Regions from separate parts of the Mus musculus genome. Here regions 2, 3 and 4 are each linked to region 1. Evidence: chromatin loops called from intact Hi-C (ENCODE). Cell type or tissue: heart. All regions are shown on one strand. Region 1 holds the start of 1700018B08Rik (RIKEN cDNA 1700018B08 gene). Region 2 has its middle 34 kb from the start of Zcchc14. Region 3 holds the start of Klhdc4 (kelch domain containing 4). Region 4 overlaps Map1lc3b (microtubule-associated protein 1 light chain 3 beta).

Evidence for each region. A loop is a pair of places that touch in the nucleus more often than their neighbours do. Peaks named below come from ENCODE experiments on the same cell type or tissue, not always from the same donor. Only the 100,000 strongest peaks of a DNase experiment are listed, where the experiment ranks them.
Region 2: it touches region 1 in a loop (7-fold over the local background); 20 of 42 quality-filtered maps call a loop at or near these places.
Region 3: a loop joins it to region 1, with 7 times the contacts of the local background. A loop is called at or near these places in 3 of 42 quality-filtered maps.
Region 4: it touches region 1 in a loop (6-fold over the local background); 32 of 42 quality-filtered maps call a loop at or near these places.

Annotation. Positions count from the first base shown.
Region 1 is chr8:121,542,290-121,550,289 of GRCm38, forward strand. It overlaps 1700018B08Rik (RIKEN cDNA 1700018B08 gene), which reads right to left and starts at 2,039. Exons shown (of 9, transcript NM_001382232.1): 1 at 2,002-2,039; 2 at 1,715-1,867. The coding sequence starts at 1,748. It overlaps Fbxo31 (F-box protein 31), which reads right to left. Exons shown (of 9, transcript NM_133765.4): 9 at 7,154-8,000. It overlaps 1700030M09Rik (RIKEN cDNA 1700030M09 gene), which reads left to right and starts at 2,099. Exons shown (of 3, transcript NR_045903.1): 1 at 2,099-2,433; 2 at 2,978-3,068; 3 at 4,826-5,363. In heart, a CTCF peak has its summit at 4,994; a DNase peak (open chromatin) is centred at 5,012; H3K27me3 peaks cover 2,088 bases.
Region 2 is chr8:121,681,703-121,689,702 of GRCm38, forward strand. No RefSeq gene overlaps it. Among named protein-coding and RNA genes, the nearest start is that of Zcchc14, 34 kb to the left of the region's middle. In heart, no CTCF peak of the experiment used is centred here; a DNase peak (open chromatin) is centred at 3,889; H3K27ac peaks cover 535 bases.
Region 3 is chr8:121,828,692-121,836,691 of GRCm38, forward strand. It overlaps Klhdc4 (kelch domain containing 4), which reads right to left and starts at 878. Exons shown (of 12, transcript NM_145605.2): 1 at 691-878. The coding sequence starts at 789. Gm42048 reads left to right here and starts at 5,300. Exons shown (of 4, transcript XM_030243893.1): 1 at 5,300-8,000. The coding sequence starts at 5,358. The coding sequence ends at 6,722. Gm24283 (a small nuclear RNA gene) reads left to right here and starts at 1,745; the gene lies at 1,745-1,851. In heart, a CTCF peak has its summit at 4,033 (motif pointing left); DNase peaks (open chromatin) are centred at 980, 1,140 and 4,050; H3K4me3 peaks cover 1,759 bases; H3K27ac peaks cover 2,223 bases.
Region 4 is chr8:121,594,803-121,602,802 of GRCm38, forward strand. Map1lc3b (microtubule-associated protein 1 light chain 3 beta) reads left to right here. Exons shown (of 4, transcript NM_026160.5): 3 at 1,184-1,290; 4 at 1,794-3,958. The coding sequence ends at 1,968. Zcchc14 (zinc finger, CCHC domain containing 14) reads right to left here. Exons shown (of 13, transcript NM_080855.2): 13 at 3,901-7,529. The coding sequence ends at 7,474. Among named protein-coding and RNA genes, the nearest start is that of Map1lc3b, 8.4 kb to the left of the region's middle. In heart, no CTCF peak of the experiment used is centred here; DNase peaks (open chromatin) are centred at 3,567, 4,309, 5,229 and 7,809.

The sequences.
Region 1 (8,000 bases):
TCGCAGATACCACCAGGGATCCCCAAAGCCATGTGTTATCAAGTAGAGTAACAGCTTGGTGGACCAGAACTTCACAGCCTGTCAGATACATTCACTCTGTGCATCCCAGATACCATCAGAGACACACCTCTACTCAAAGCCGTTTGTTATCAAATACGGTGACAGCTTGGAGAACCTGGGCTTCGCATGTGCGCGCCGGTCAGACGTGCATGAATTGTAACTTAAAAGAAATGTTGCCATCCAGGGCTTTGGTCAGACCAGACTTAGCGTTTGGGACCCGTGAGATGGCTTAGCAGGAGAGTGCTCCTGCTGCCAAGCCTGACAACCTGAGTTCGATCCCGGGACCCACATAGTGGAAGGCGAGTACTCCCTTACATCTCAACTGCCTGTTCCGAAACAGCCCACAGCTGTTACGGGAGAAAATCCAGTCATACTTCAGGCAGGGGTTAAAATCCACAATTTACATAGAACTGCCAAAGTTAAATACCGAGGGAACAAAGCTGCCACCTGGACTGGTGAAGGGAACAGACTTTGGCTCCCTCCAGGGGCTGCCCTTAGCAGAGGATGGGGGGTGTGGATACCTGCCCCTGCCTCCGTGCTGCCATGGCAACCACTCCAGAGCACATCCCTAAAACCACCCCATGACTCTGGGGTCCGCCCCTTGGCCGACCTTCTCATCTGTTTCCTGAGTCCCTGTGACGACTTTGGATTCCTGTCTTGGGGGTCTGCCCCTAGAGGATCTCAAGTTCTTCCCAGCACCCCGCGGACAGTCAACACCCACCAAAGGGGTCCTTCCCCTCCCCCACAGTCCCTCGGCTTCGCGCCACAGACCGACAGTCCACAGCTGGCAACAGCCCAGAGACCTGGTGGGCTGGGGCAGGCACTGTGGTAGCGGCTGGTGCAGCGGGGTGCCGGGCCCCTGCTAGTAAACAACAAGAAACAACTCAGCAAAAAGAAACACCCGTGGATACAGAGAAAGAAGAATGGCTGCCATAGCCATTCTAGAAAGCACAGCAAGCCCACAGCTGAGGTGTCGAAGCTGCAGGAAAGAGGATCCCAGCTATTCAGGAGGCTGAGCCTGGAGCCTGAAGACCATTTGAGAGCATGACGGATGTCAAGACTTCCAGGCCAGCCTAGACTACTGAGGAACCCTGACTCAAAATGCAAAAATAAAATAAAATAAAACAAGATGAAAAAATAAGGGTCTGGAGAGATGGCTCAGGGGTTAAGAGCACTGCCTGCTCTTCCAGACGTCCTGAGTTCAATTCCCAGCAACCACTTGGTGGCTCACAGCCATCTGTCATGCGATCTGACGCCCTCTTCTGGTGGGTCTGAAGACATCGACAGTATACTCATATACATAAATCTTTTTAAAATTATATAAAATAAAAATCAGGCAGGCAGGGGCAGTATATGCCTTTAGTCCCAATACTCAGAGAGGCAGAAGCAGGTGGATCTCTTAGAGTTGGAGGCCAGCCTGGTTCCAGGATAGACCAGACTACATATATTCCCTCCTCCTGCGGACACTTCCCAGGTCTGTCAGGCTGGACGTTGGAGGGTTCTAAGACAAGGTCACCCCAGCACCTCCGACTAGAGTCAGTTACATGTCTTGTCTCGTGCCCTTGCTACAGGGCTCTTAGCGTCTTGCCCTACTGTGGTATTGTGAGCTTCCCGGGGGTTGACACTCTGTCAGCTCAGCCAGCTTGGCCATTACCTTTTCCTCCTGGGGTCGCTGGTATCATGGCCATCCCTTTGTTCCCTGTCTCCAGTGGTGACACGTCCCAGTTCTTTCAGTGGTTGTGACTGGTCTTTCTTCACTCTGCCCTCCAGTGTGCTGTGGGACACAGCATCACCACCATCATCCTCACTATCATCAGAGCGGGAAAGGGAAGAGGCCCACACGGGTTCTAATAACTTGCTACTCCCCAGACGCCTGTCAGCCTGCTCCCCATGGTCCTAGGGCTCCCTTGAAGTGTGTGGGAGAGGCAGCCACCTACTTGCCTGTGCACCGTCTGTGTCCCCCACAACCATGGTACTCCGTGGAAGCCAGCCTTCCAATGGAACTATGGAATGCTGGGAACAGAGGCTCCACAGTGATGACGGGGACAAGCCATTCCTCTCAGGCAGCCCTTGTCCCCCTCCTGGCTCCAGAAGGGCAGCATAGGCCCAGAAGCTGCAGGCGTGGACAGAAACGAGGTCTCCCGGGCTCCGGGTGCGGAAGGCTCAGTGGAAACTTTCTGAGTGGTTGTCTTCAAAAGGCCCACCTAGCACAGGACTCCAGAGAATGCTTCGTTGAGCCCGGAGCAGCTGTCCAGACCTGGTGTCCAGAGTGATCCAGCAGCTCCACGCAGCAAGCTCCAGAGATCAGCCACAGACTGGTGCCCCCCCACCCCAGGCAGCAATCGGCTGCATCATGGCCTCACTGGGGCACAGGCAAGTGGAGTCAGACCCAACCCCCAGCTGTTCTCTCAGCTCTGCCCCACATCTGACCCTCTCTAGCTCCTCATCCACACCTAGACAGCCAGGAAACTATATCTGCAGGCCTCACTGCAGCTATCTTAGCAACCTGGAGGCCATTCTTAGCAAGGCAATCCAGGTATATCCTCAGCCCCTTCGGGGGCTTCTGTGACGCTCAGGGAGCCACAATCCTTATCACGGCTCCTGGGGCAGTAGATAACGCTGAAGAGCCACACACGAGAGACTCCATCCAACTCTACAGCTCAGCCTCCTTCCCCGACGGTGCTCCTTGCTGCTCCACGGTGCCATGTGCTCCCTCTATGAAGCCTCCTGTCCCCTCAGCCCGAAATGTTCTGCCTGTCACCAGCCATTCTCCGCAGAACGGCAGGGCTATGCCTAGCTCCAGCCAGCCACTAGCCCATGTGGACTCCTCCCCAGTCTCCAGCCCAGGTGTTCCCTACTCAGGTGGCTCCTTGTGTCCTTTCTCCTTCCCACACTTCTCCACTGGCATCTTCTACAGGGACAGTGCAGAGACCTTGAACAAACATCCCGTCGTACATGGCCACCATCCCAGTGTGCATACAGAAAGAGGCCACCCTGGCCATTAAGAGGTGGGCACCACTGTGGCCTGTAAGGAGGGATGGCGGGGACAGTGAGGAGCTTCGAGGACATGCTCCTTCCTGTGCGGGAGGGAAAGCAAGATGGTGCAGCCACTGTCAGATCGAAGCAGGGTTGGTTTTTGTTGTTGTTGAAGTATTTCTGTGTATGTGTGTTTGCCTGAATATATGTTAGTGTGGCACATCCACACGGCACCCACAGTGCCAGAAGAAGGCACAGAAGCCCCTGGAACTGGAGTTATAAGATGGCTGTGAGCTGTCATATGGATTCTGGATACAAAACCCAAGTCCTCTGCAAGAGCAGGTAGTGCTCATAACCAGTGAGTCATCTCTCCAGCCCTGGGCAGGTTCTGGAGGCTGTGACTCCCCCCCCCCCCCACAGTGCCTCGCTGTACTCTGAAGACCCTACCCACACAAACGATATGCCAGGGTGTGTAGAGCTATTCACAGGATGCCCAACTGCAAATAACCCAAGATCTCATAGCAGGAGAAGCTTGAGGTACACCCACCCCCAGAATACTAGTCAGCCAGTGAGCCGTGCAGGAGTGTGACTGACAGGTGCTGCGGGACGGGGGAACCCCGACACGGGCAGTTACATAGACTCAGCAGGGAAACGACCGCCATGGGACAGACGGCTGTAAGTGAGAAGCCCAAGTCTGCAGGATAAATCACATAGACAGTTAACAGTGTGTACTGTTAGATTCGAGTAGGATGTGCAGGTGTGGTGGGACCAGCTCGTTGTGATTCCAAGACCTGAGAGTCTGAAGTGACAGGAGCAGGAGCTTCAAGCCAGACTCATCTAGTTAGAGAGACTTGGTCTCTCTCTCGTGTGTGTGTGTGTGTGTAAGTGTATGAGTATTGTGATGTGTATATATGATGTGTGAGTGTGATGTATATATGATGTGTAATATGTGTGATATGTGTGTGTGATGTGTGTGTGATATGCGTGTATGATATGTGTGTGATACATGTATGTGTGTATAAGTGTGTGATGTGTGTGTATGAGTGTGTGATGTGTGTGTGATGTATGTGAGTGTATATTCCCTATGGAAACAGTTGAAAAAAGCCTTAAAGGGGCAGTAATGGAAGCAAGTCGAGAAATGGAATGAGCTCCCTACTGTTTGCACAGACGCAAACAGTTTAGAGAAAGGTGACATCATTCTGTCCCCACTGTGGGGCTTAAGTGTCCCTCAACTCAAAAAAAAAAAAAAAAAAAGAAAAGAAAAGAAAAGAAAAGAAAAAAAAGTCCCATGCAGTCACTGGAGACAATACCTCCAGCATCTTGCCCAGCCTCTGCAATGTCCTGGGTTCAGTCCCCAGTACAGCCTGTAAATAAAACCATTTCTACCGGGGCAGAAGTGGTTACACACAGCCAAACTTGAAAGGCAGTGGTAGCCGGGCACAGTGGTGCACACCTTTGATCCCAGCACTCGGGAGGCAGAGGCAGGCGGATTTCTGAGTTCGAGGCCAGCCTGGTCTATAGAGTGAGTTCCAGGACAGCCAGGGCTACACAGAGAAACCCTGTCTCAAAAAACCAAAAAAAAAAACAAAAATCAAAACTTGCTTGGACAGACTCATCTTTTTCTAAATGTCTCTAGCACTAAGGATGGGGCTGCATGGAGGCCTCTCCCCTGGCCAGAGCCCCTTCCAGGGAACTTCTAAGAGCCCACTACTTGGAGGATTGCGACAAACACACCAGGTTACCAGGCAGGAGGTGACAGCTAAGCCACATGTTGCACCTTCCTTTCCAGATCAAGGTGAAGCAGGATAAGGAAGAGATCTTCCCCAGTGGAAGAGGATGGAGAAGACCCTCACGGTGTAGCGGCTTCCCCAGAGGTTCCCACACCGCCTTGTGCCCCAGTGGGCTTTGAAGCCACAAGAGTCCTCTTTGCTAAGGTATTGTGGACTGCAGTAACCCGGAGCGCCCACTAGAGGTCACACCACAACCTCTTTAAAAGGAATGGTCAGATTGACAGACGGTGCCTGTAGATGGGAGAGCTAACGTAGGAGGTAGACTACATCAGTGCCAGATCATGACCCCTCCATGAGCCCCCATCTGTAATGCCAGCTCCCCCATGTGTAATCTCAGTTCCAGAAAGCATCCACCCCTGCCCTCACAGCTGGCTGGCTGCTGTTTCCCACAGGATGAGAAAAGGCTGGAAAGGAAAGGGAAAGTCTGGCGAAACCACCTGATATTTGCTTTAAAGTATTTCAGGTCTGGAGCTGGACCTCAGAGGTAGGCACCTGCCTGGTGTCACCCCCACCCCTGTGAAAATGAAACTGTCTCAGAGACCTGTGTGGAGACATACCAGTCCATCACTAGTCGCACCGCACCTTCCCATCTGGACCCCAATTTCTCATTCTGACAGGAGGCCACTGCACCTCAGATATGTCTGAAGCAGGGTGCCACCCTGGGGGAGGGCAGAAGCCCAATGGTGGCCACAAAGCAGGAGCGGGCGTTAACTGCATGCTTTTTAAGTTTCATAGGTTGCATATCTGTGTGTGTGTGTGTTGTGTATGCATAGCTATACACATCTGTGAAGTCCTGAGGTTGACACTGAGTGTCCTCAATTGCTCTCCACTTTTTTTTTTTTTTCGAGACAGAATTTCTCTGTGTAGCCCTGGCTGTCCTGGAACTCACTCTGTAGACCGGGCTGGCCTCGAACTCAGAAACCTGCCTGCCTCTGCCTCCCGAGTGCTGGGATTAAAGGCGTGTGCCACCACGCCCGGCTTCACTCTCCACTTTTAAAAAAAAAAAAATTTTTTTTTAAAGGCTATTTTAAAAATGTGTGTCACAGGGCTGGTAAGATGGCTCAGCGGTTAAGAGCACAAACTATTCTTCTGAAGGTCCTGAGTTCAAATTCCAGCAACCACATTATGGCTCACAACCATCTGTAACAAGATCTGACGCCCTCTTCCAGAGTGTCTGAGGACAGCTACAGTGTACTCACATTAAATAAATAAATCTTTTTAAAAAATGTGTCACAACCAACCTGCGGTCAGTCAGACACCACCTTCGCTGAGTGGGTTCTTCCCCTCGCTGCACATGTGAGCTTCTGGCCGATTCTCCTGTCTTCACCTCACATCAGACCCATCAGATGGAATGCCTGGATCAGACTCAAACCATGGCATCTGGGTTTTGTTTTAATATGGACTCTAGGAACCAGAACCCAGGTCTCCTGGCTGCACAAGCTCCTTATCCACTGAGCACCTTCCTGACCCTCCACACTACTTAAGTTAGTGATTTTGTTGAGCCCACTCACTAGTCAGAGGGCCCCAGGAAGCAACCCTCCTGTTTCTGCCTCCCCAATCCTGGCATTCCCGGCACTTGGGTGTTGGAGTTTTGAACTCAAGACTTCCATGCTTGTAGAGCAAGAAGCTTAAGTGTGAAGTGACCAAATGGAGCTGTTTTGTTCTTATATTTTACATAAACATAATACTGCACCTCTTCCAGCATCCCATAGTGCAACAGTGATTCATAAACATTGCTCTGCCTGCCCATGCCCTCAAGGTAGCTGGGCTGGGGCCCTCTGGGCTTTGCTGAGACCAGACAGACATCTGAGTTCTCAAAGCTGCCATCTTCGCTGTGGATGCCTGACTGAACATGTACCCATTTCTGTCCTAGAACAGCACTATTGCCCTCCACCACACTGCCATTGTCCCTGGGGGGGGAAGGGCACTGGATGGGGACAAGGACACAAGCTCTAACAAATCACCCTGATCCTTCATCCTTATGTGGAAAAACCAAAGGATCTCTTTAGCTCATATAGGAGTTGGAGAGGTTAGCTCTGCAGCTAAGAGCCCAGCTGCTCTTACAAAACAGATCCAGGTCCCAGTCCCCATGTGGCAGCTCAAAGTTATCTGTAACTCCAGTGCCAGGGGACCTGATATCTTCACATCTTCTGAATTCTTCAGGCACTGGGCATATGTGTATGATGCACATGTGCAAGCAAAACACACACATAAAATGTTAGGTGAGTGTGTGTGTATTGTGTGTGCCTGTGAGATGCACGGTCCCAGCCACCCCTCCTGAGGCTCCCATCTCCACCTGAAGAACACCCGAGAAACAAGTCAACAACAAGGCTTCAAAAACAGGTTTACTGAGAACCGAAAGGAGAACCACACATCCTAGGCGAGTGACACAGGTGATATCAGGCACCAGGTACACAGCAGCTACTGTTTCAGGGTCCTTCCCTGACCCTAGGCAAAGCGGAGCTGACCTGAGAGCTTTTAAGAGCCACCCTCTGTCCAGAACCAGGTGTGTGTGTGTGTGTTGTGTGTGTGTCTGTGTGTGCTCCAGACAAACCCCATGCTCCAAACAGGCTCGGTGAGCACAAGAAACGGGCTGAGAACGCACATGCTAGCACTTTGTGCTGGTCTCTGTGCAAACACAGAGGACTCCACCACAGAAAAGCACCCGGCAGGTTCCTTCAGTGTCACGACCCACAGTGAAACCCTTCTTGGAAAGTGGGTCATGTGGGCCGGAGGTTGGTACAGGTCAGGCGCTTGATGTCCTCTGTGCCCCACTGTCTTGAGAAGACAGTCCCACACTAGGCGATGCAGGTGTCCTGAGGTTCGCAAAGTCCTGACAGCTGAGCAGGATGGGCCCTCTGCTCTAATGCCCATAGGTCCTGAAAGGTGAACGAACAATTATACCCTGGGCGGTATACTGTTCACAGCGAGCCTGGCAGAGAGCTGCTGAGGGCTGGGGGAGGCAGCCAGCAGCCGGGGAGGTGCCCCAGATGGCCAGATCAGCGTGTTCAGCTCCAGGTTCTTGGGGAAGGAAGGCGGTTAGCAGGCGAGTGCCTCATTGCTTGATGTGAAGAAGGCCTGGCTGGCGCAGCAGTTGGCCAGAAGCCACTGTCAAGTACCCACTCTATAGGTAGACATGCAGGGACAGGAAGTGTGCAGAGCTGACAGCCCAGA
Region 2 (8,000 bases), 140 kb after region 1:
TTTCTGTCAAGCTGCCCAGAGCCCAGGAGAGCGTCAGGCAGGACAATTCAGGTTAAGCCACGCTCAGCTTGCTGTCCCAGGCTCTGCCACACTTCTTCGGGCCAGGCTGGCTTCCTCATCCAAAACCTGAGAGCTGCGTGCTTGCTGAGCCCTCCCTCCCCATAGAACCTGAGAGTGAGGAGTGTTGGGCGAAACTTCCTTCCTACTGGAAGGGATGCAGACAAAGAGGCACCCATGTTCTTGGACATCGCCATGTGTATACACACACACACACACACACACATACACACACACACACACACACACACACACGCACGCACGCCAGCACTGCAGCAGCCATTATGCCACCATGTGGAGGAAGCATGTGGGCTTCTGGTGGGATCAGTGTCCTAGTGAGCCCATTCTGACCAGGGACAGCCTGTATCTGCTCAGCTGCTTTTGCAATCCAGTAAAGATTCTCTTCTGCTGTCTTAGTCAGGGTTTCTATTCCTGCACAAAACATCATGACCAAGAAGCAAGTTGGGGAAAGAAAGGGTTTATTCGGCTTACACTTCCACATGGCTGTTCATCACCAAAGGAAGTCAGGACTGGGACTCACACAGGGCAGGAACCTGGAGGCAGGAGCTGATGCAGAGGCCATGGAGGGATGTTACTTACTGGCTTGCTCCTCATGGCTTGCTCGGTCTGCTTTCTTATAGAACCCAAGACCACCAGCCCAGGGATCCCTCCCACCCTTGATCACTAATTGAGAAAATGCCTTACAGCTGGATCTTGTGGAGGCATTTCCTCACCTGAAGCTCCTTTCTCTGTGATAACTTCAGCTTATGTCAAGTTGACACAGAAAAACAGCCAGTACAGCTGGTATAGGAAGGTGTGTGTGTGTGTGTGTGTGTGTGTGTGTGTGTGTGTATGTGTGTGTGTATAGATAGAAGATAGATAGATAGATAGATAGATAGATAGATAGATAGAGTTTGTGTATGCATCACCATACCTGGTGACTAATTTTCACTTGTTAATTATGTGTGTGTATATTTGTGGGTCTACACATGGGTGTGTGCACCTGAATACAGATTCTTGTCAAGGTCAAGGGCATGAGATGCCCCTGGACTTAGAGTTCCAGGCAGTCTCAGCCACCTACTATGGATCCTGAAACTCTGGCCCTCTGTAATTGCTCTCCGTCCTCTGAACAGCTAAGCCGTCTCTCCAGCCCCCAGTTGTCGTCGTTGTTATTGCTGGGTTTTATTTGTTGTTGTCTGTTTTGAGGCAAGTTTCATGGAAGCCCATACTATCCTCAAGCCCAGGTACAATTGAGGATGACCTTGAACTTTGAACCCTCTGCTGCCACCTCCTAAGTGCTTCTGTTAGAGCCCAGCCTTATATCATCACGTCCTGGTTGAGTGCTGGGGACGGAACCCATGGCTTCCTGCACGCAAGGCAAGCATGCAGTTATATGTCCAGACTGGTTTTGGCCCAACCATCTGTCATTTGTAGCTCTGAGAGTCAAGACCCAGAAACTCATGTGAGGAGAGAGAAACAGGAGAGGGATTCCAAGGGAATTGAGGGAGGCACCGAGGTAAGCAGATGGAGAGGGTGATGGCAGGAATGTGCCTCAGCAGACGGAGGCAGGGGAGTGGGGAAACCACACGTGGAATCTGCCCAAACCCACTCCTAAAGAAAGCAAGCCCGAGAGGTCAGAAAACCAGTAGCGGAATGGACTGGGAGTTTCAAGTCTTCCCACAAGGAAGCCAGGAGCCCACACAGCTCACAGGTGTGCTCCTAACAACAGTTTAGCCAGAGATGACTGCTCCCAGGATCTAGAAGAGCAGGGCCATTCTCAATTTATCCCCTGGGGCCAGAGTCCCTTGAAACAAGAATCTGACAAGAATCACCATTCTTGTGGGAAGACAGGGTTGCCCAGCAAAACCACTGGCCAGAAGGGACCCAGAGCTGACTCAGCTGGCAACAGACTTGCTGTGCCAGCATGAGTGGGAGATCAGATTCCCAGAACCACTCTGTGGTGGTGGAGACAGGAGAATTTCCAGGGTTCTCCGACTGCCCAGCCTAGCCAAATCAGTCTCACAAAACAAGGCGGGGAAAGTCTGAGAAACACATCCAACCTTGACATCTGGCCTTTACATGCATGCACTCAGGCACATGCATGTTCACACACACACACATGAAAGTGCACACACACATATGCACACATGCATGTGCATGCACACACGTGTGCACACAGGCACACACACTCATATGTGCTCACATATGCACACGTGTTGCAGGATATTTGATCACACTGTGTACCCTGAAGATTGTATTATTTGCTGAAAAAGCAGTTTCTCGTCCTGGTGTGGCTCAGTGTGACTGGAATACAGACACAGCTTTAGTACTCACCTGTAATCCCAAACAATGAAGGTTTGGGGTTTGCGTAGAGGGGAGCAGCCATGTTTGAAAGTGATGTCTGACTGAGTGGCAGACAAAGTGACGACTCGGAGAAAGATTTATAGAATGAGTCAGAGATAGGATATGTCCAACTCACAGGAGAACAAAGAGGAAAAGAGGCAGAGAGAGAGAGAAAAGGGGGGGAGAGAAGGAGGAAGAGAAAGAGGAGGAGGAGGAGGAGGAGGCAGTTTTACTGAGACAGTTGTACAAAGACAGGATGCAGAGAGAGAGAACAAGCTAGACACAGGTGAAGACAGCAGGAGCCAGAAAATGAGAAGGAGCCAGAAGATTAGAACAGATTGCTAAACTTATTTTGAGGTGAAGTAGAGCAACTGAGGAAGGGCTGAGGGAAAAGAGAATCAGTCAGCTTGGAGAAGAGTTTGAACCAGAACAGCTGAGTTGAGCCAGCCAGGCAGCACTCAGAAAGAACTAGAAAGGGTGAACTTACTCAGCATCTCAGAGGCTGGAAACATTCTAGGCCTACACTAAATTATACAGAGGCTAGACGCTTCCAGGACTAGGCCTAGGTTAGCAGACTGAGAGCAGGCTGAGGCAGTAAGCTTTCAGGACGACAGTTACCAATACTTTGAATGCATGCACGCATACGCACATGTGCGGACACACACACACACACACACACAATCTCACGTGATAAAACAAAAGCAGAGTGTCTCTCAGAGCCACATCTCCAGAGTGATATCTAGGAAAAGCCAGCACTGGTGCAGGAATGGGGCCCTAGGCGCTGTCTACCTGGGTAAAGAGTCTGGAAAGCCCTTCATGGCCTCACCTGTTCCAGTCCCTTAGCTTCTCTCTCAGCATCTCCTGAGGTTGAGTTTGGGTCCTTCATGTTTACAGGGCAGAGACACCCCCCACCCCCTCGGATGGCCGGGCCCTGCTCTGGCTCTGGCACAGCAGGGTCACAGTAACAGTGATCCCCCTGTCTCTCATCCTTTCTCACTTCCAGAAAGAGAGGCTCTGACAGAGCGGCCTCTCCTCCCCTTTCTCATCCCCCATTTCTGCTAGTGATTACTGCCGAACAAACCACTTCATCCGTGGTGGCTGGGACATCCCCTCCTATGACCAATCCTGCGATGCCACATAGCGCCACCTCTGTCACTGTCAAGGCCCACCCAGACTGTGGTGAAGGAAACCCAGATTGGAGCTCTTGATAGGGGAGGAGGTTAGAGCCTCTGTGTAGATGGAGGGACAATAGGGCTTGCTCTCCTGAGCCCCCAGCTCACCCACTCTCTTCCTCTTCCCACAGAGGTGACCTGTCATAGTGCATTGTCACCCTGGCCTCAGTGGTCATTTGGAGATGACCTATGGCCCAACCAGCCTCAGTAAGGTTAGCCAGCCCAGCTTCCCAGCCTGGAGTTATCAACCTGCCTCAGGGGTAGCATGACTAGGCTGGTAAGGGTCCTTCCTGGTATGTCCATTGTCACCTTCACTTAAGGTCCAGATGACGAGAAGGAGACAGAGAGCGCCCCCTGGTGCCCTCTGTTACAAGGGCACTAACCTCACGCTGAGGGCCCTACCTCGTGGCCTCATCTGACCCTTGTGCATCCTAATTCCAAGTTTGGACCTGCATATCCATCTATCACCTTGTCCATGGTTCTAGCTTGTGGGTCTAGCCTAGGCTTCTTCAGCCTGGCTGCCTCCTAACCCCCAGGTGTGGGAAGGTTTTGTTTCTTTGTTTCTGTTGTGCTTTTTGTTGTTGTTGCTGCTGCTGCTGCTGCTGTTTGTTTCTCTTGTAACAGAGTTTCATGTAGCCCAGACTGGCCGCAAGCTCCTTACCTAGCTGAAGGCTTGAATTCCTGATCCTTCTGCTTCTACTCATCCAAGTCCTGGGATTGCAGGTGTGGGCGACCACAGCTGATTTTTTTTTTTTTAAACTTACAAATCATCTTTGTGTATGTGTGCATGATAAGGCCTCAAAATCAATGACAAATGGCTGAGGTGCCTATAACACATCAAAGTGGACCTGGCTGCCAGATTCTCCCAGCATCCCTCAGTCCCTTCCTGTTATACCATTACACTAAACTCTCCAGCCCAGGAGCTGGGCTGCCCTTCCCTGTATAATCCAACCATTTTGGTTATCCGGGCCTTTTATGTATGATGATTCTCCTGGCCTCCTGGTCTCTGGCTCTTCTCTCTTCCTTCCCCTCCCCCCTCTCCTCACATGCTTTAGGGTCACATCCACTCTGGCCTCTCCCAGATGTTCCTGCCTCTGGCTATGTTCTCCCTTTTATCAACAATAAACTTTCTCCCCCAGCACACCTGGGGATGGTCGTGTCCTTCCTTTTCTGTTTCTTCTTTTCATTCAGAGGTCAGAGGACCACTGATGAGAGCTCTCTTCTACCGTGGAATCTGGGGATGGAACCCAGGTCATTGCGCTGGTGCAGCAAGGGCCATTGCTCACTGAGACATCTCCACGAATCCACTGTTGCCATTTTAAGAAAATGTTCCTGCTATTTGGAAAAGAAAAACTTGAGGGAAAACTCAGGAGTCTCTGGGATCCGCCAGCCATGTACACTCCCACCCACATCAAGGTCATCTCTGCCTTCTGGGTCTTCAGACTGCTTGGGCTAACAAGGGCGCTGTCACCAAGCTCACAACCAAGTGACAGCAGCAGTGTCAGAATCCCTTCTCAAGACAGACACACACACATACACAGACACACACACACACACACACACAGACACACACACACACACACAGACACACACACACACACAAACACAAAGCCTTGAGAGGATGGAGACTTCCTCAGCGATCAGTTATGAGTCGCTTATGACACTTGACATTTGACCTTCTCAGAGGTCAGGGCTCATGTAGCTACACTCAGCTGTCAAAGCAGAGACCAAGCTGTAAAGACCAGCAGTGATTGGCCTCCCCTAAGTATCTGAGGAAAACACAGGGCTTGCCTTTGTGTGTGTGTGTGTGTGTGTGTGTGTGTGTGTGTGTGCTTTGTCTGAATGTACATCTGTGTGCCACACTCATGCCTGGTGCCCACAGAGCCCAAAAGAGGTCATTGGATCCCCTGGAATTGGAGTTACTGATATTTGTGAATTACCATGTGGGTGCTGCAAATTGAGCCCAGGTCATTTGGAAGAACAGTTAGTGCTCTTAACCACTGAGCCGCCTCTCTAATCTCTTGCCTTTTTTATTTATTTATTTATTTATTTATTTATTTATTTATTAGATGGGGTCAAACTGTCTATTAGAGGATGACCTTCAACTTGTGGCCTTCCCCCCCTCCCCGCCCCCCGCCCCCGCAGTGCTAGGATGCAGGGTGTGCCACCACATCCCACATCCGTATGGTGCTGGGGATGGAACACAGGACGTTGTGCATGTTGAGCAAGTTCTCTACCCAGAGACCTTTTTTCCATCTTTTCTCTGAGCTGCTTCCTCCCTGCGCGCTCAGAACCCAGGCACGGAGCGGCTCTGCCCACCTCTCAGGGGCACGGGATGGGCTCTGCCCACCTCTCAGATCCCGAGCACTAGACTGCTCTGCCCATCTCTCTCTCGAACTGATTCTGCAGTTGCCCTATGACATCTGGAGCTTGTGCTGAGCCACAGAAAGGTCCTCCTTAGGAGGCCTGTAGAATACCTGGTCAGCATTTTATTCAGCCTCCAGGTTGAGCTGGTGCACCCTCACAGCGCTCCAGGCGGCCTCTTCTGATCTGCCAGCTGCATCCCTGAAAGCCAACTCTAGCTGCTTCAGGATAAAAAGGCCCAGCCGGCCAGGGCAGAGCCTGAGCCAATCTCCCAGGCTAGGATCTCATTTCCCCTTCCCTGTTGTGGCATTAGAACCTGCCAGCAGAGCCCACCTCACCCTGACCGATCTAGAAATTATTTTTAGAACCGAACTCCACAGAAACCATTGTCTGCTGTTGCCATGGCAACAGGGCTATGAGGAGCCCCAGGCTCCCAGGGACTGGTGGAGGCCTTGATGATGGTAGATTTCTACCCAGGAGGCCTGGGCTCATAGTTACCATCAGAGAGACCTGGGGTGGAACCCCTCCACCCCCACCTTCCAGCATTAAGGACCTGTTAGCTGCTGGACTTTGTTTAAATCTATTCATGAAGCTGTCTAGAACTGAATTAGGCTAATTTAGCACAGGAAACACAAGGGGCTAATTCAGCCAGGCGCGGTGGCTCACGCCTGTAATCAGAAGGCAGAAGCAGGTAGATCTCTGTCAGTCTAGCCCAGCCTACATAGTGAGTTTCAGGCCAGCAAGGGCTACACAGTGAGGCCCTGTCTGGGGGGGGAGGGGCTGGGGAGGGGGGAGGGAAGAGGCAAATTCACAGTCATCGTGTCTTGATGGGGACAGTGAAGCACTATCATGTCAGCAAAGCCCCATGCAGCTGCAACTGCTGCTCAAACAGGAAGGACAGGAGATCATGCAAACCCGGATGAGACCAGTATGTTGGACCAAGATGGCTGCTAACTGCTCTCTGCTTCATTAAAGAGCCTCCCCATCTCCCTCCGCATGATCTGCCTCACCCACTAACCTTCTCCCATCCCCCATTTGAGGACAGAAAAGACAGTAACCCCTCCCCCAGCTTAAGTCATGGAAAACCTCCCCTCTGCTAAAGCTGTCAGAGGTCCCAGCAAGGCGACTTCCCCAGAAGTCGCTTCTCAGTTCTTCAGAGTGTGTGTCTCTGATGGCAAGGAAACCTGCCTACAGGAGGCAGAGGTCTCAGGCAGGCTGCTCACCTCTAAGACCCGCCCCACCCCCCAGCAGTCACCACAAGAGCAGGACCTGCTGCCTGACTGGAGAACCCAGATCTGCCTCCTCACCCCACAAGATTCCTTAGACAACCGGCCAGGAAGCTGGGGGTTAATTTTCAGATTCAATCCAGTTTGTGCGAACCAGTGACCCAGCCTCAGAAAAGAAGACAGGCGGTCGCCCCCCACAATCATATCACACCCTGCTAACAAGAGTGGCTAGAAGCAGAAGACTCACGAATGTCATGTTAGAAGGCAGGGATCCTCTCAGTGAAGGGAAACCCACAGCCTCTGGCATCTGCATGCCCTCTGTGCTTGTGAGTAGATGGGTGTGTAAGGGAGAAAGCCACAGGACATTTGCTCATGCGCTAGGAGCTGGGGGGGGGGGTAGGTGTGCTGCTAATGTACCCACAAATGCAACCACCCAGAGCAACACACAACCATCACCTCAGTGCCTCTTAGGGTCCAGCTCAGCTTGTACAGGGTCTGCTGTTCATGGAGACTTGGCTGTCAGAGCATCTGCTTTCCAGTTTACCAGGGCTGCCGGCAGAGCTCACTTCCTGCAGCTGCAGGCTGGCGAGCCTGGTTCTGTGGCTGGCTGTCACCTAAGGCTTCTCAGGTCCCTCACCTTCCCTGCTTTAGCTGCCCCTAAAGGCTTCCACCGCTGGGAAGACCCCAGGCTAAAACCACAGACAGTGACAGGTCTCAAGCCTGCTGCCTCATCAGGACAGTGGGACTCACTGTGTGCAGGTCAGCCCAGCGTAAGGCTGCCGTAGTCACTATTGTACCAACACTCTGAAGGCATGACCTGCAGGAGGTTTTCAGGTCC
Region 3 (8,000 bases), 290 kb after region 1:
TGAACTTCCGCACAGATCCACCTGTAGGTCCTGGGATAATCAATGCCTATAAGAATATGAGTGAAGGTCACAACCAAATGTCCTGAAACACCGCAGTTTCAGTGACTTGTCTGGTTACTAAATCCTGCTGATGGTGGCACGCCTTTAATTCCAGCACTCCACTCGGGAGGTAGAAGCAGCGGGAGTTCTCTCAGTTCAAGACCAGCCTGGTCAACAGAGTGACTTCCAGGACAGAGAAACCCTGTCTCGAAAACCAACAGACACAACCCCCAAATTCCTACTCGTGGCTCACTCCCTGAGGCTGCTGGAAGAAAATCTGCTCTCCTTTTAGGGCTGGGGGCTGGGGAGTGGGGACAGGCGCAGGACCGTTACGGCTTTACTCCCGGAACGCAGACCTGGACCAAGCAGGAATCACCCAGCTTCACTTCTCCTCTACTAAGCCCCACCACGTTGCTTTACTCTGCCCACAGAAAGGTAAGCACGCGGAACCGAACAGGACAGATCTGGTCTTCCATGGAAGAGAGGGCGACCGGATAAACGAGGAGTTTCGGGACTGCAAAGGGACCCGAGAGAGGAGAGGCCCGGGGGCACCGGGCTCGGCGCAGGCCCGAAGCCACCCAGGGACACCGGGCGCAACCCCGCCTCCGGGTCTCCCGCCCGCGATCGCACGCCGCTCCGGGCCCCGCTCACCTCCTCCTTCCGCGAGCGCTTGGACACCTTCTTCTCCATCTTGGCGGCCGTCTTCTCCGCGCCGCGGCCCTTCTTCTCCTTCTTTCCCTTCTTGCCCATCGCGCCGATTCGGAAGCGGCGCCCGGGAGACAACCGGAGGCAAATGAATGATGATGTTCTGCCGGGCCGGAAACGAGCGGCGCGCTATAGGAGGCTCACTTCCTGTCCTTTGCTCTGGTGTTCCGTGGAGCAGCCGATCCCACCAGTACTTTGGGTCCGTCTCGGGCCGCGTGAGTAGGGAGCCGCTCCGCTGGCACACCAGCAAGCTGCGTGACTCTAAACGAGACGCGAGCATGTGGGATGCTGACCGCCTCATCCCACAGAGGAATTTCCACGTACTTAGGGATTCCTGACATGAATTAAGGCAGCCCTCTTTCCCTATCCCATGTAAAATGTGCCAGGACCTGTCAGGCCCTCCCGCAGTGCCTTTGCCCTTCTGCTGGCGATGCTTCACTGGACCAGCATGTCCCTCCATTGGGAGACCCGGGCTGGTGATGGGTATCTGTACTCCCGACGGTGCTTGATTTACGGTCTGGCAGATACGTAATAGGAAAATATGCTCCCGGGTTTGACCTAAATGGTACAGTGGAAGAGGGACCCGCGGTTTTGAAAGAGCAGAGTGCATTGCCTAGAGGGTGTCGTCTTTGAGCTGTAATCAAGGAATGGCGCAAAATAAGGACAAGGGCAAGCAAAATACTGGCAAAGGGAACACATAGACGAGGAACTAATCTTCTTTCTCGGTGGGAACGCTGCCAAAGCACAGCCTTTAAAGAAACTGCCTTGGATCGGGCCAACCACTAATCATTGACGCTCTGAGGAGGCGGGAGCTCCCAATTCAGTTCCAGGTTTTTCCATAAACCTAGTTCTTAAGAAGAAAACTTGCTTTTGAGGAAAACAATGGTGTTGTGTGGTTTCTTTCTTTCTTTCTTTTCTTTCTTTTTTTTTTTTTTTTTCCTGAAGAGATACACAGAATCAACTTTTCACCCCAAACAGGACGTCAACAGATAAAAGAAATGTGCTCGCGTTGGCAGCAGATATGCTAACATTGGAATGATACAGGGATTGTTAGCATGGCCCCTGCGAAAGAATAGCACGCAAATGCATGATGCGTTCCATCATTTTTCTTATGTCTTTTTGGAGACAAGGTTTCTCTCTGTAGCTTTGGCTGCCCTGGAACTCACTCTGTAAAGCAGGCTGGCCTCGAACTCACAGAGATCTGCCTGCCTCTGCCTTCCGAGTGATGGGATTAAAGGTGTGTGCCACTGCCCAACTTCATTCCATACTTTTCAAAGATGAAATTGAAATTGTCTTCAGAAAGCTCATCTCAGCTAGAACCTATCTGTAGAGTTATCCCAGGTGTGCATCCCTTAACAGCCCTATCTCACTCCCAAAGGAAAAGCCAATCAGGGGGTATTTTTACCATCCAAAAGCCGCTGTTTGTGTTTGTGGTGGTAGGGTATCAAGGTGGAGTTTGGTGAGGGGAAAGAATCTGATTAAAATATATTTTATACAAACACACACACACACACAAACCAAAAAACAGCTGGGCAGTGATAGCACAGCCTTGAATCCTGGCACTCAGGAAGCAGAGATAGTTGGATCTCTATGAATTCAAGGCCAGCCTGATCTATAAAGAGAGTTTCAGGACAGCCAAGGCCACACAGAGAAAACCCTCTATCATAAAAAAATATAGATAGATAGATAGATACATAGATAGATACATAGATAGATACATAGATAGATACAAGAGAGAGAGAGAGAGAGAGAGAGAGAGATCTAAAAGACCAAAGAAATTATTCCAAGTCCAGTAGCTTGGACTCAGTAGCTTGTTGAAGTACTGAGTTGTTTGTTTTGATTTACAGGAGCACAGGTGACTCGAAGGCAGCCACGTCTCATAAACGTCTCACCTAGCATGGGTGGATGAGGAATTTATAAACATTGTATCACTGGTACCCAAGCCACCTCCCACCTCCTGTACAGCCTGGCACTAAGCTCCTGGCAGCTGAGGCGGCTGAGCGAGGAGCGGTTGGAGTCTCTAGTGAGAGTCTGTGGTCGCCCCTTCCTTCTGCAGGAGAAAATGAAAAGACCCAATGTTGTAAGAGGCTATTAACATTCTCCACTGTTCGCAATATATAGCACTGTTCCTTCTTCAGGGCTGAAAGGGAAAGTATATCCTCTGCGGAAGATTTAGAAAGATCTGGAAGTTGCAGGGATTAATGCTTTTATTATCTGAAAGAATCTCAAAGCTAAATTGGGAAGCTCTTAATACAGGTCACAGTGATTCACCAGAGGTTAAAATTTTCATTACTAGGAAAGACACAGAATAAAACTGCTTTGATTTATTTCCTCCCTCCCCTATTTTCTTTTTTGGCTGTTGTTTGTTTTTGTTTTTGTTTTTTTACGACAGGTTTTTCTGTGTATCCCTGGCTGTTCTGAAACCCTCTCTTTAGACTAGGCTAGCCTTGAACTCAGATATTCAGTGACCTCCCAAGTGCTGTGACTAAAGGCATGAGCCACACTGCCCAGCCAAAACAGCTCTGATTTCAAGATAGAGACAGAAATATCATGCCTGGAGGAGAGAATTCTCCAAAAGTTCTACAAAAGGAAAAAGAGGAGGGGAGAGAAGAGAGGAACCAAATGAAGGCTCTGCTGATCTCCAAGACTGCTTGCAGATCATGTGTAATGCTAGAGGGGGAAAATAGTTACCGGATCAGAGATAGCCAGCCACTGGAGCTGAGCCTCCAGACCCCTTCTGCACTGTAGCAACAGGCTGCTCTGCCCACTGCTCAGGTGAACCGCTGTTTCTAACAAGCTCTAACCTAAAACATCTCTTATCCTCCTCATTGTTCTGAAAATATTAGGTAACCTCTGAGCACCACACTTAAAGTGGAACAGGCCTTCAAAGAACATCACATCAGTCCACTTACACACACACACACACACACACACACACATATACACCAGCATTCCCTCTTCAGGCCTGTGAAAGGGAGACCATATTCTTTGTGGAAGACTTAGAAAGATCTGGAAATTGCAGGGACTAATGCTTTCATTATCTGAAAGAATCTCGAAGCTAAATTGGAAAAGCTCTTGATGGTACATGTCACAGTGATTCACGGGAGGTTGAAATGTTCATTACCAGGAAGGAAAGGGAACAGAGCAGATAGAGTGAGGTCAGAATCCTAAAATAGTGAAAAGATTAAGTACCGGGTTCTATTTTAGTAAAATTCACATCTTTGAAAATTTAATAGATTGACTTAAATGTAACGCGTCAATTTTAGACTCCCTTTTATATCCGTGGCAGGGCGCCCTCTGCTGTCTTCAACTTGAAGTTCAGAGGAGAAAGGAAAGTCCATTAACAACAAAGGACTTGAAGAGGATGCTGACTGCTAACCACCTTCACCACAAACAACCAATGTGATTGTGAAAGGAAATAAAACTGTAATTCATGTAATGTATGTTAAATAGCCCAAAGAGTTGTTTCTGAGCTTTGAAACCTGGGGCTGAGAACATAGCAGAACAGACCAGGACATGCCCGGGCAAGCCCATCGCCTCCCTAGCTCCCACCCCTCTGACCTAAGTTAAATGTTACAGGCTGCTGATGTTTAAATGGACCAATCATGTGAAACCGCGCCAATTCCTCCCCCAGCCCCACTCCTTTTCTATAAAACCCCCTAGCTTCCAAGCCTCGTGGTCGAATCCACTGTCTCCTGTTGTGTGAGATACGTTTCGACCCGGAGCTCCGCCATTAAAAAACCTCTTGTTGTTACATCAAGGTGTTGTGTTCTATTCGTGATTCTTGGGTGCACGCCGAATCGGGAGCTGAGTGGGGGTTTCCCCACTGAGTTCTTTCATTTGGAGGTCCCACCGAGATCTGCGTGACACCCAGGAACCCCGAAGGACCCCTTGGAGGTGCGTTTGTTTGTGTGAGTCTTGTTATGTTGTCTGTTGTCTAAGTGTCTAAGTGTGGCACTGCTGAATTTGTGTCTTAGTTTTTCAGTTCTGAGATTGTGGGTTTGAGCCCCACCTGTGTTACCAGTTCTGGTATTCTGTATTCTGGCAGCTGCCACTGCGGACCGTAAGGACCCTAGTGGCTGTGGGAAGACGACGGTCTATTTCCCCACAGGCTGCACCCTTGGAAGACATTCCGAGGGAGACCCTGGAGTGCCCAGGGTACGGAACAGTCAGGAGGACCTGGCTGTTGTCTGGCAGAGTGAAGAAGAGTGAGTGCTCTTCCTGCCAGAGGAGTGGAGCGGAATCCCACTCCATCAGAGGTAGCGTTTGGCTGGTTGTGTAAGTCCAGACGCAGACGAGTGTGCTTGGATGTCTTAGTGTTTTCCGTCTCTGTCATTGTGTTGTGTTTACTCTTATTCTTCACTATGGGACAGACCGTGTCTACTCCTTTATCTTTGACTAAGGACCATTGGACGGACGTTAGGGCTAGAGGACAAAATTTGTCAGTAAAAGTGAAGAAAAAGCCATGGATGACTTTCTGTTCCTCAGAATGGCCTGTTTTTGGAGTAGGTTGGCCAGCAGAAGGAACTTTTTACTTACCCACCATAAGGGCTGTGAAGGCCATTGTTTTTCAGGAAGGACCAGGGTCGCATCCAGACCAACAACCGTACATCATGGTATGGGAGGACTTGGCACGCTACCCACCCCCGTGGGTTCGCCCATTCCTCCCGCCTCTCCGCCCTGGCACCAAGATTCTAGCCATCCAAGAAAATGGTGAGAAAGAGAAACCGAAACCACCGCTCGGGAGAGATGATGATCGCAGCACACCAGTGACGAAACCCCCCAAGATCTATTCAGAGATTGAAGAACCCCCTGAGTGGCCCGATACCCCTCAACCCCCACCTTATGCTCCCCAGCCCCAACCTTCAGCTCCCTCGGGACCCCTGCCTCAGGCCCCGGCCGGAGGAGGGGGTCCCTCCACAGGAACAAGGAGCCGGCGAGGAGTCACCCCTGAGGGGCCTGCGGATTCAACTGTGGCGCTCCCCCTCAGGGCTATTGGGGCTCCCCCTGCCGATCCAAATAGTCTACAGCCCCTACAGTATTGGCCTTTTTCCTCTTCTGACCTTTACAACTGGAAAGCTCATCACCCCCCTTTTTCAGAAAACCCTGCAGGACTCACTGGGTTGGTTGAATCATTAATGTATTCACACCAGCCGACCTGGGATGACTGCCAGCAGCTTCTGCAGACTCTATTCACAACCGAGGAGAGAGAGAGGATTCTCCTCGAGGCTCGGAAAAATGTCCGAGACGAGGCTGGGCGCCCTGTCCAAACTCCAGCTGAGATAGATGAAGGATTTCCGCTAACCCGGCCCCGATGGGATTATAATACGGCATCAGGTAGGGAACGACTGTCCAATTATCGCCGGGTCCTAGTGGCGGGTCTCAGAGGTGCTGCCCGGCAGCCCACGAATCTGGCCAAGGTAAGAGAGGTTATGCAGGGAGCGACTGAGCCCCCCTCAGTCTTCCTTGAAAGGCTCATGGAGGCTTATAGGAGATATACCCCATTCGACCCCACGTCTGAGGGTCAAAGGGCCTCAGTAATTATGGCCTTCATTGGCCAGTCAGCTCCTGACATTAGGAAGAAGTTACAGCGAATTGAGGGCTTGCAGGATTACACCATAAGGGATGTAGTTAGAGAGGCAGAGAAAGTGTATCATAGGAGAGAAACAGAAGATAAAAAGTTAGAGAGAGAGAAAAGAGAGAAAAGAGAAGAGGAGGATAGGAGAGACAGGAGGCAAGAAAAGGTTTTGACTAGGATCCTGGCCGCAGTAGGAGAAAGAGATAATGGAAGAAGAGGTAGACAGTCAGGGAACCTGGGAGACAAAAGGCAGCAGGGACCAAGGAGACCCAGAGAAGGCGGGCAGCGCCTGGAGAGGAACCAATGCGCGTATTGCAAGGAAATGGGCCACTGGAAGAGCGACTGTCCGAAAAAAAAACAAAAGGTAAAGGTGCTTTCTCTTAGAGAAGATGAAGACTAGGGGGAACGGGGCTCGGCCCCCCTCCCCGAGCCTAGGGTAACTTTAAAAGTGGAGGGGACCCCTGTGGACTTTCTAGTTGACACGGGAGCCGAATTTTCAGTACTCAAAACACCTCTAGGAAAAGTAAAGAAAAATAAAAAAACCTTGGTGATCGGGGCCACGGGACAAAAATCGTATCCATGGACCACATCCCGAGTAGTAGACATAGGGCGAAATCGAGTAACTCATTCGTTTCTAGTCATTCCAGAGTGTCCTATGCCTTTATTGGAGAGAGACTTACTAACCAAGTTAAAAGCACAAATAACTTTCACCTCTCATCGACCGGAGGTTTTCTGGGGAATAAAAGCGCCCCAGACTCTAGAGCTGTCTTTACAACTAGGGGAGGAATATCGACTTTACCAAAATAAAGTAAAGCCCCCTGAGGGATTACAGGACTGGTTGAATCGATACCCCCAGGCGTGGGCAGAGACGGGAGGAGTGGAGATGGCAAAACTGGTCCCCCCCGTGGTGATTGAACTTAAGTCCGGGGCCACCCCTATAGGGGTCCGACAATATCCCATGAGCAGAGAAGCTCAAGAGGGTATACGCCCCCAAATTAACAAACTGCTCCAACAAGGGATTTTGGTCCCATGCAAATCCCCTTGGAACACTCCTCTACTTCCAGTAAAAAAACCAGGGACCAGGGACTTCCGTCCAGTACAGGACCTTAGAGAAGTCAACAAGAGAGTTCAGGACATACACCCCACGGTGCCAAATCCTTATAACCTCCTCAGCACCTTGCCACCTGGTCGGACATGGTACACAGTCCTGGATCTCAAAGATGCTTTTTTCTGTTTGAGGTTACACCCCAACAGCCAGCCCTTGTTCGCTTTCGAATGGCGAGACTCCGAGAGTGGACAAGCCGGACAGCTCACATGGACGAGGCTGCCTCAGGGATTCAAGAACTCGCCCACTTTGTTCGATGAAGCCCTACACCGAGATCTTGCTCTTTTCCGAGCCAATAACCCACAGGTGACTCTTCTGCAATATGTAGATAATCTGCTCCTAGCTGCAGAAACACGCGAGGACTGTGAAATTGAGACCCAAAACCTCCTGGGCGAGTTAGGTAAGCTGGGGTATCGGGCCTCTGCTAAAAAGGCTCAGTTATGCCAGATAGAAGTGACCTACCTAGGATATGTCTTGAAAGATGGACAACGGTGGCTCACAGAAGCCAGAAAACAAGCTGTTATGCAGATCCCGGCCCCAACCACTGCTCGCCAGGTAAGAGAGTTCCTGGGG
Region 4 (8,000 bases), 53 kb after region 1:
GGCCCACCAGTGCTAGCAACTTTTTGGTTTGGTTTGATTTTGAAGCTGGACCCATCCAGGTTAGTCTTGAATTCAAAGCAGTTCACTTCCTGAGCCTCCAGATACTGGGATTGTAAATATGTGCCCTTATATCCATACCTAACATACCTAACCATTTATTTTGGTTAAGATTTGTTTGTTGGTGTAGGGTTTGACTATGTAGCCCTGGCTGTCCTGAAAGTCACTTTGTAGACTAGGCTGGCCTCAAACTCAGATCTGCCTTTCAAGTGCTGGGATTAAAGGCATTTACCACCATACCAGGCACACATATGTGTGTGTGTGTATAGTTTACATATATTGTTTTTAATGTTTAAAGACATTTATTGACTTTATATATATGAGTACATTGTAGCCATCTTCAGACACACCAGATCAGATCCCATTACAGATGGTTGTGAGTCACCATGTGGTTGCTGGGAACTGAACTCTGAACCTCTGAAAGAGCAGTCAGTGCTCTAAACTGCTGAGCCATCTCTCTAGCACCCAGGCTGCTTTTAATATTTCTCAATTATTTTGGGGCCAGAGAGAGGCTCAGTGGCTTAGAGCTATTATTGCTCTCACAGGACCTGGGTTTGATTCCCAGCACCCACATGGTAGCTCACAACCATCTGGTCCATAAAACTTGGGCTGAATATGTTGCTGGGTGTGAGGCTCCTGTTTATAATTCTAGCATAGGAGGCTGACGTAGGTAGAGAATACAGAGTTAGGGACACCCTCAGCCACAGTGTGAAACAGTAGTTGGGTGTGGCATCTTTTTTTTTTAAAGATTTATTTATTATATGTAAGTACACTGTAGCTGTCCTCAGACACTCCAGAAGAGGGAGTCAGATCTCATTACGGATGGTTGTGAGCCACCATGTGGTTGCTGGGATTTGAACTCCTGACCTTCGGAAGAGCAGTCGGGTGCTCTTACCCACTGAGACATCTCACCAGCCCAGCATGCATCTTTAATCCTATCACAGTTCAGACAACAGAGGTGCCTGGTTGCCTTGCCACAGTTTTGCCAGGGACAGTGGCAAAGCTGTGACTGAGCACTGGTCACGGGAGTGCTATGGACAAGCAAAGAAAGGCTGCAGTAGGCATGATGTGCTGGGCTCAGCATGGGGAGCAGTGTGTGCGCTGCTGAGTTGGCCTCTCTCTGCAGGTGATTATAGAGCGATACAAGGGGGAGAAGCAGCTGCCCGTCCTGGACAAGACCAAGTTCCTGGTGCCTGACCACGTGAACATGAGCGAGCTCATCAAGATAATCAGGTATCTGGCCACCTCTCTCCTTCCCCGTTTCCTTGAGTGATGCTTCTCCTTTAACCACCTCAGTGCCAGCCTCAGGTCCTTCCTGCTGCTTTCATGCCCTGTAAGTCAGTGCCCGGCCTCAGCTTTGTGACCTCAGGTCAGCTGGGAACGTGCTCACACCAGAGGGACCAAAGGGTTGTCATGCCTACTGAGTGATGACTCTGTAAAGTTTGCTAGGCATGGTGGGTTGCTGCTGGGCCCCCAGTCTGAGCTTCTCCCCGCCTCGCAAACTGTTTGGAACACTGTACAGCTGGGAGTTTAAGAGGGTGTGAACTCACAGCTGCAGCAACTGGAAGGCTGTGATCAGATATAGGCTGTGAACGCTGTGGATGTCAGACCCTGATCACAGCCATCACTGTGGGCTGTGGGCATGCTTGGTTTTGCTGGTCTGTGGGCTTTTGGAGGCCCTAAGTTCTGTACACAGTATGCAGACCTCAGTGAGTCTTGCTCTCTTCTCTCCACAGACGGCGCTTGCAGCTCAATGCTAACCAAGCCTTCTTCCTCCTGGTGAATGGGCACAGCATGGTGAGTGTGTCCACTCCCATCTCCGAAGTGTACGAGAGTGAGAGAGATGAAGACGGCTTCCTGTACATGGTTTATGCCTCGCAGGAGACATTCGGGACAGCAATGGCTGTGTAAGACTCCAACAAAGCCAATGGTTGTTAAGCCCTTACCAAGGCAAAAAGGGATGTTACCAGCGGACGCTGGACGGCTCACCACCCACAGATGAGAACGTAGGCACCCACATAGGGTATTAGGAACTGTTCATCAGCCAGAAACTGAGCTCCATGCAAGTGCACTCAGCTTGGAAACTCGTCTAAACTAGGCTATTTTGTGTTCAAACTTTAGAAGTTAAAAATAAAATACTTTTTGCATCCTAAGTTGCCAATAAAAAGATCAAGTTATTTTGACATTTTTCTCCCTAGTAGGGACTTAAAACAGAAGAGCAGTGTCAGGGGCAGTCTCTTCCTGGGACCTGCTGCCTTCTCTAAAAGGGCTCCCACTCAGCAGAGAAGCCCCTCTGAAGGCCCAGGTTGCCTAGCAGAGGCCCCCAGAGGGCCCTGGCTTTGCCCTAAGCAGGTCTGGTGTTGTAGGATATAGCTCTAAGCCGGGTCCTGGTCTTGACCCCAGCCACACCCTTTCACTCAGCAGTGCAGGGACATGCAGCTCGCTGCTGTCTAGATGTTACCATACGCCCTTCTGCTGAGGCCAGGTCTCCGCTTGTCCAGGGGTTGCTGACCCAGCTTAAGCGACTGGAGAGCTGTTTCTCTCCTGGTTTGAATTCTGTCTGGTCCATGCCTGCTTCAGGGAGAGCAAGCGCTGGCCTTAGGATGTGGTTGTCAAGTGGTAGACTGCAAGTCCAATGCTCCAGACTTGGCTCACAGCTCTTTGTTGGTGTGTAACTGTCTCTGTAAGGGTGGTTCTGACAGCTGTTGGGATTTCCCCATTTCATGTCAGTACATACATGTCAGCTGTGAGGACAACAGCAACAGAAGACATGCTTTTGATAGACATGCCACTTCAGCTAAAGCTAGCCTCTGCTTCCTGCATGTGGCCCGCTGTGACACCAGGCCATCCCTGGTCACTCACTCACTCGTGGTCTGAGGATCTCAGAGCTGCCTGCTGTCATGGACTGAAGCCAGCATAGCCACCTCCCACCTAGCTCCCCACAGGCACCCACCTTCCCTGCATGCAGCTGTCTTTGCTAACCCTCAATGTTATTTTACACTGTAAATTCTCACTGCTCTGTCTTGTGTAGGTTGTATACGTCATTATGTCCCTGGTTTTTATAACTATGGTGCGATCAGTAAGGATTCCTGTAATACTGCTTTAAAGATGCTGCTCAGAGGGCGGGCGGCCTCCATTATAGGACACCTGTACACTCTGATGCACTAATAAAGGCACAACGAACCTGTCCTGAGTGATGTCTCATTGTCATCGTGGGAACTGGGCTCTGCAGTATACCCAGGCTGCTCTTGCTGGGGAGGAGAGGAGAGGGGAGGGGCGGTAACCTCCTTTCCTTGGTCGATACCTTGCCACCAGCTCCTGCTTTTAAACTCAATCTCTGACTGACCTGCCAGCTATCAGGTGCCCTCTGGTGCCATGGGAACACACCAAAAGATTTACTCATGTGGATAGCTGCTGGCACTTGGGAGGACATTGTAACCAACTTCAGCTTAGAGCAGACGGCAGGCTCTGCAAAGCTGCTGCAGTCTCCTCGGGGCAGCCTGGACACTACTCTGGGTGGCAGGCGCCTTTGGGGTCCAGCAGTGTTGTCAGCAGGTCCTCATCCTGGAAGGGCAGGGCAAGTGATAGCCTAGAGTCCTATGTAACAATGTTTAAAGCTGAGAACCTTGACAGCCACGAATGACAAAAGATCTGAGAATGGCCCTATGTGGTGGCGCATGCCTTTAGCCTTTAATCCCAGCACTCGGGAGGCAGAGGCAGGCGGATTTCTGAGTTCGATCGAGGCCAGCCTGGTCTACAAAGTGAGTTCCAGGACAGCCAGGGCTATACAGAGAAACCGTCTTACCCCCCGCCCCCCCAAAAAATCTGAGAATGGTGAACATGTTGAGTTTTTTTTTTAATTTTTATTTTCCGTACATTAAATTTACTCATAAAAACAGTCTAAAAATGTACAATTTGTCCTTTTTAACAAAGTATAATAAAACATAAAAACCCCAAAAACAGAATACTTGACATTTACAATTCAAAATCAAATTAGCAGAATATTAAATATTTACAAAACTATATCTTTTAAAAATATTTATAAAGTTACATGCAATTTTGTAGAATTGACAAAAGAATGGCTCAAAAATGGGAGAATTGTCCTTCATTCCTAAAAAGAAAATATGCCCAATAGAATCTGTGAAGGTTTCAGTCTTGGTACCAACACCTCTGTGTGCTCCGGGACGGACCTGTGCTGAAGGCTGTGTTACTGCCCCCTTGTGGCAGAGCAGTGCGCCGGCCTGGGCCTGCCAGTACAGTATGTGGTTTCTGAAATATTGCCAAGTGTTGACTACAGGTGCCTACATTCTCAGTGAAACCCTGGGAAGGGTCGGTCAGCAATCACATCCCTGGACTGATGGTTTTTTGGGCCGCCCGATTTGCTCTATAGGAGTCACCTGCATTTTGGAGAGGATGGCTGTCCCTACTCAAGTTCCCCAAGCCTGTTCTTGGGATGAGGTTCAACAGACAGCCCAAGTCCCTGCAACCTTTTAAGACTTCGGCAAGTAATGTCACCCATTAGCTGGATGTAAAACTAGCCCATCAGACCAAACAGCAGGGACGGAGAGAGGCGGGTGAGACCCGATCCCAGCGGGCTGTCCTCACAGGACTGTCATGGCACACGTGCACGGCGTGTGGTACAAGCCAGGCTGACCTGCAGAAACGACTGGAAGCCTCATGAGTTCCACACGGAAACTGCTGAGTGCTGTACTGAGAGGCCAGCTGCTGTCATCTTTGGAGATAATCATGCCACTGGTTTCCTGACACCCAACCATAGCTCAAGAGCAACCGTCTCCATTGTGAGCGCTCCTGTCCCTCGGTGCCTGCCCGGCAGCAGTTAGAGGAGTTCTCAGCATTAAAACACTTTCTAATTTTCACTATTGACCATGAAATAAAAACGACAAAGGAAAGTAGAAAAAGGATTATTTTGCTACAACAAAAAGGTCACAGAGCTGTTGGTTCCAGCGTTGTGCCCGCCTTCCTATCTGAATCCCCCTCTGCACCCTGAGATGTTAACACAGGATTGGAATCTGACGATGGGAGTCCTGGGCCAGCCCACTTGGGCACCACTGCCATCTGACTGAGCAGTTTTAGAGAAATGACGGGAAAGGGCTGGTCTGTCAGGTGTGTGACAATGACGTCTGCTGAGGAAGTGCCTGCTGGCCAGGCTGACTCCAGGCTCTCGGGCGGGCGAGCCCCACCTGCCAACATCCACCTGTGCTTCTAGGCTGCCATGGTCCTTTCATCCTCGCTGGCCGGTCGCTCGGCTTCACAGAAATGCCACACCACACAGCTCTTCCAAAGGCAGCCGGCAGCTTCCAGACACAGACTTCTGCTGCCTGGACAGCCGAGATGGTGCTGGAGCTCCCCTCGACTGACCGCCACAAGGTAACGTGGGTGTTGCCACAGAAGACTGCTGTCTTTCAGGTCAACAGCTGTAAGACACTTCCATTCCCTATACTGACCACAAAACAGAAAACTTAAATATGATTTTTTTTCTTTTGCTATGAGACAGTTTTCAACAACTTCTGTGTTGAAATAGGATTTATTTAAAATATTTCTTTGTTTAAAAAAACCAAAAAATTTAAAAGTTTGGCTTTCAGCACATACCCAGGCCACGGTGATGGCCTTCAGAAATATTAAAATCGTAAACATCAGTGAACACTCTAAGTCTTCCTTATTAACACAATACGACCAATCCCAGTCTGGTGCTCTTTAAGGCAAAGTTGTGTCAGTTCTTGTATTGACGTTTGTAGTGTTTCTGAGTGAGAGATCAACAGAGCATCCCCTAACGCCTCATCACATCCCCTCAGAACAGATGTGATACTGTGCCATGGACAGAACAGCCGTCTCCCGATCCTGCATTGCATAGAATCCACAACACTCACGCCTTCCGTGGGTCTCCACAGACAAAGCCATCTTAGAATACGATGAAGCCTTAGATCACAACGCCTCCAGTTCTGGGGCATTTTGTGATTTACACTAATTCTGTATGAGGGTGACTGTCCCGTCTGAAGAATGTTTAAGGACTATGATTTTTCTTCTCCATGAGGAGGAGGCTGGAAAATCCTTGGCAGAATATTACCATCGATTTTCTAATACCGAAGGCTTTAGCATTATAATGTTATTTGAGCATAAAATTCCCTTTAACCTCGGAGGGAGGTTTAAGTCCCTTATGCCTCCGCTGTGGTGTGTCGAACGTTTACACCATGCTGAGGAGTGAGGACCCACCCCCACCCCGGTCTGGACTGCAACTGGTGAGCGGTTTCGAGGAGGAGTCTTGCATCTCTCTACTGAAGTTTTCCAGGCAATTTTAACGGAATTAACAATCAACACATAGCCTAATACAAAAGAAGCCGACAGTTTCCAGTCTTTTGTTCATGAATCACAGGTCTGCATTACTGCTGGATGTCTGTGTCAAGTCTGAATCCATCAGCAGTGAGCTCTGGGGCTGGGGTCCTGGGGAAGCCATTTGAGACAACAGCTTGCCAGCTTCCGGAAGAATGAGGCGCGTCAGTCACAGCCAACCCACAAAGCCGAGTCATCCCCCAGTCTTCAAGAGTTGGTTCTTGTTTGGAGAGAGCAGGCTCAAAGCCTCCAGCGGGAGGGGTGGTCTCCAGCCTCGGTCGGTAACGGACCCCTGGGACCTGGACCCTTACAGATGAAGTTGTCGAGAGTGCGCTATGACTTATTTACTATATCGTGTAAATCTGTTTACAGAAAAAGATATTAAAAACCTGGAACTGCTCCAAGTGTCTACAGAACACCCTGCAATCGACTTCGGGGTGTATTTGGCGGAGCAGCCTGCTGGTGCCAACTCCAATGCCCACCGATGGGAGTCCCCTACATTGTCGGGTCCCAGCAGAGTCTGCCTCCCAGACCGCAGAGGCCTGTGTCAGGTAGTGCAATCCTTAAGAAGCCAGAGAGGAGGCTCCTACTTTAGGAAACAGCAAAATCCAGCGGGCGCTTCCTAGCCCAGAAAGGGGTCCCGGATCCGACTGGGGGACTTGAGAGAACCCCGACCTGCAGTCTTGACTCAGGTCGTGCATAGCTGCCCTGGAATTACGTGAGCCTAGAAGGACCACCGAGCTTCAGGAGACAGGTCTTCACGCTGCAGCGATGGTGTGACGGCCACGATATGCCATAGCGCTGTCCACTAGGCAATCCTTGGACCAAGCTCCAAGACTAGGAATTTGGCAATGAAATCGAGTTTGACGAACTTGCACACTAGACTCTCTCCAGTATAGTTAAGTAAAGCACCTTTGGGTTAAAAACATTAAGCTCCACAGCCACTCGACTTCAGCTCTCTGTGGTTTCCTTAGGTCTCCATGGCGCCACAGCAACTTGACTTCAGTTCTCTATGTGATTTTTCATGGCTTAATAAAATGTTCTGTTGCCAAAAAAAAAAAAAAAGGATCAGTCCGTGGAGTCCAGACTTTCTGCTGGAGGGGCGTATTTCAACCTAAAAGTTCCTGGAGAGAACGAGAGAGAGAGAGAGAGAGAGAGAGAGAGAGAGAGAAAGAGAGAGAGAAGAGGGTGAAGCCTGAGTCAATCACAAAAGTGCACACACCGCCCACCTGCTCTGAGATGCCACTCAGGACTGACCACGCCCTCGCACAGCCGCATGCCACGGGTACGAGACCTTCTGGGGGAAGTGACCGACAGAGCACCACTGACCACTTCTCAGTGCCTTGAATCTTTCTCTGGGCATAGACCTCACACTCAAGCTGGCAACACCCAGGGGCAGGGAGGGCCTGGACCGAGCAGATGCAGGCCGGCACTGGGAAGGGATGCGGCAACCTGCACCACGACTGCATTCTCCGGCCACAGGTATTGACTGGGCTTCAAAAGCTCTGCAGGTGGTGAGGATCAATGGGAAACTGCACAACCAGAGATGGAGGTGCTGGGAACCCAGAGCTGGGCAGAGTGGGACCAACTGTCCT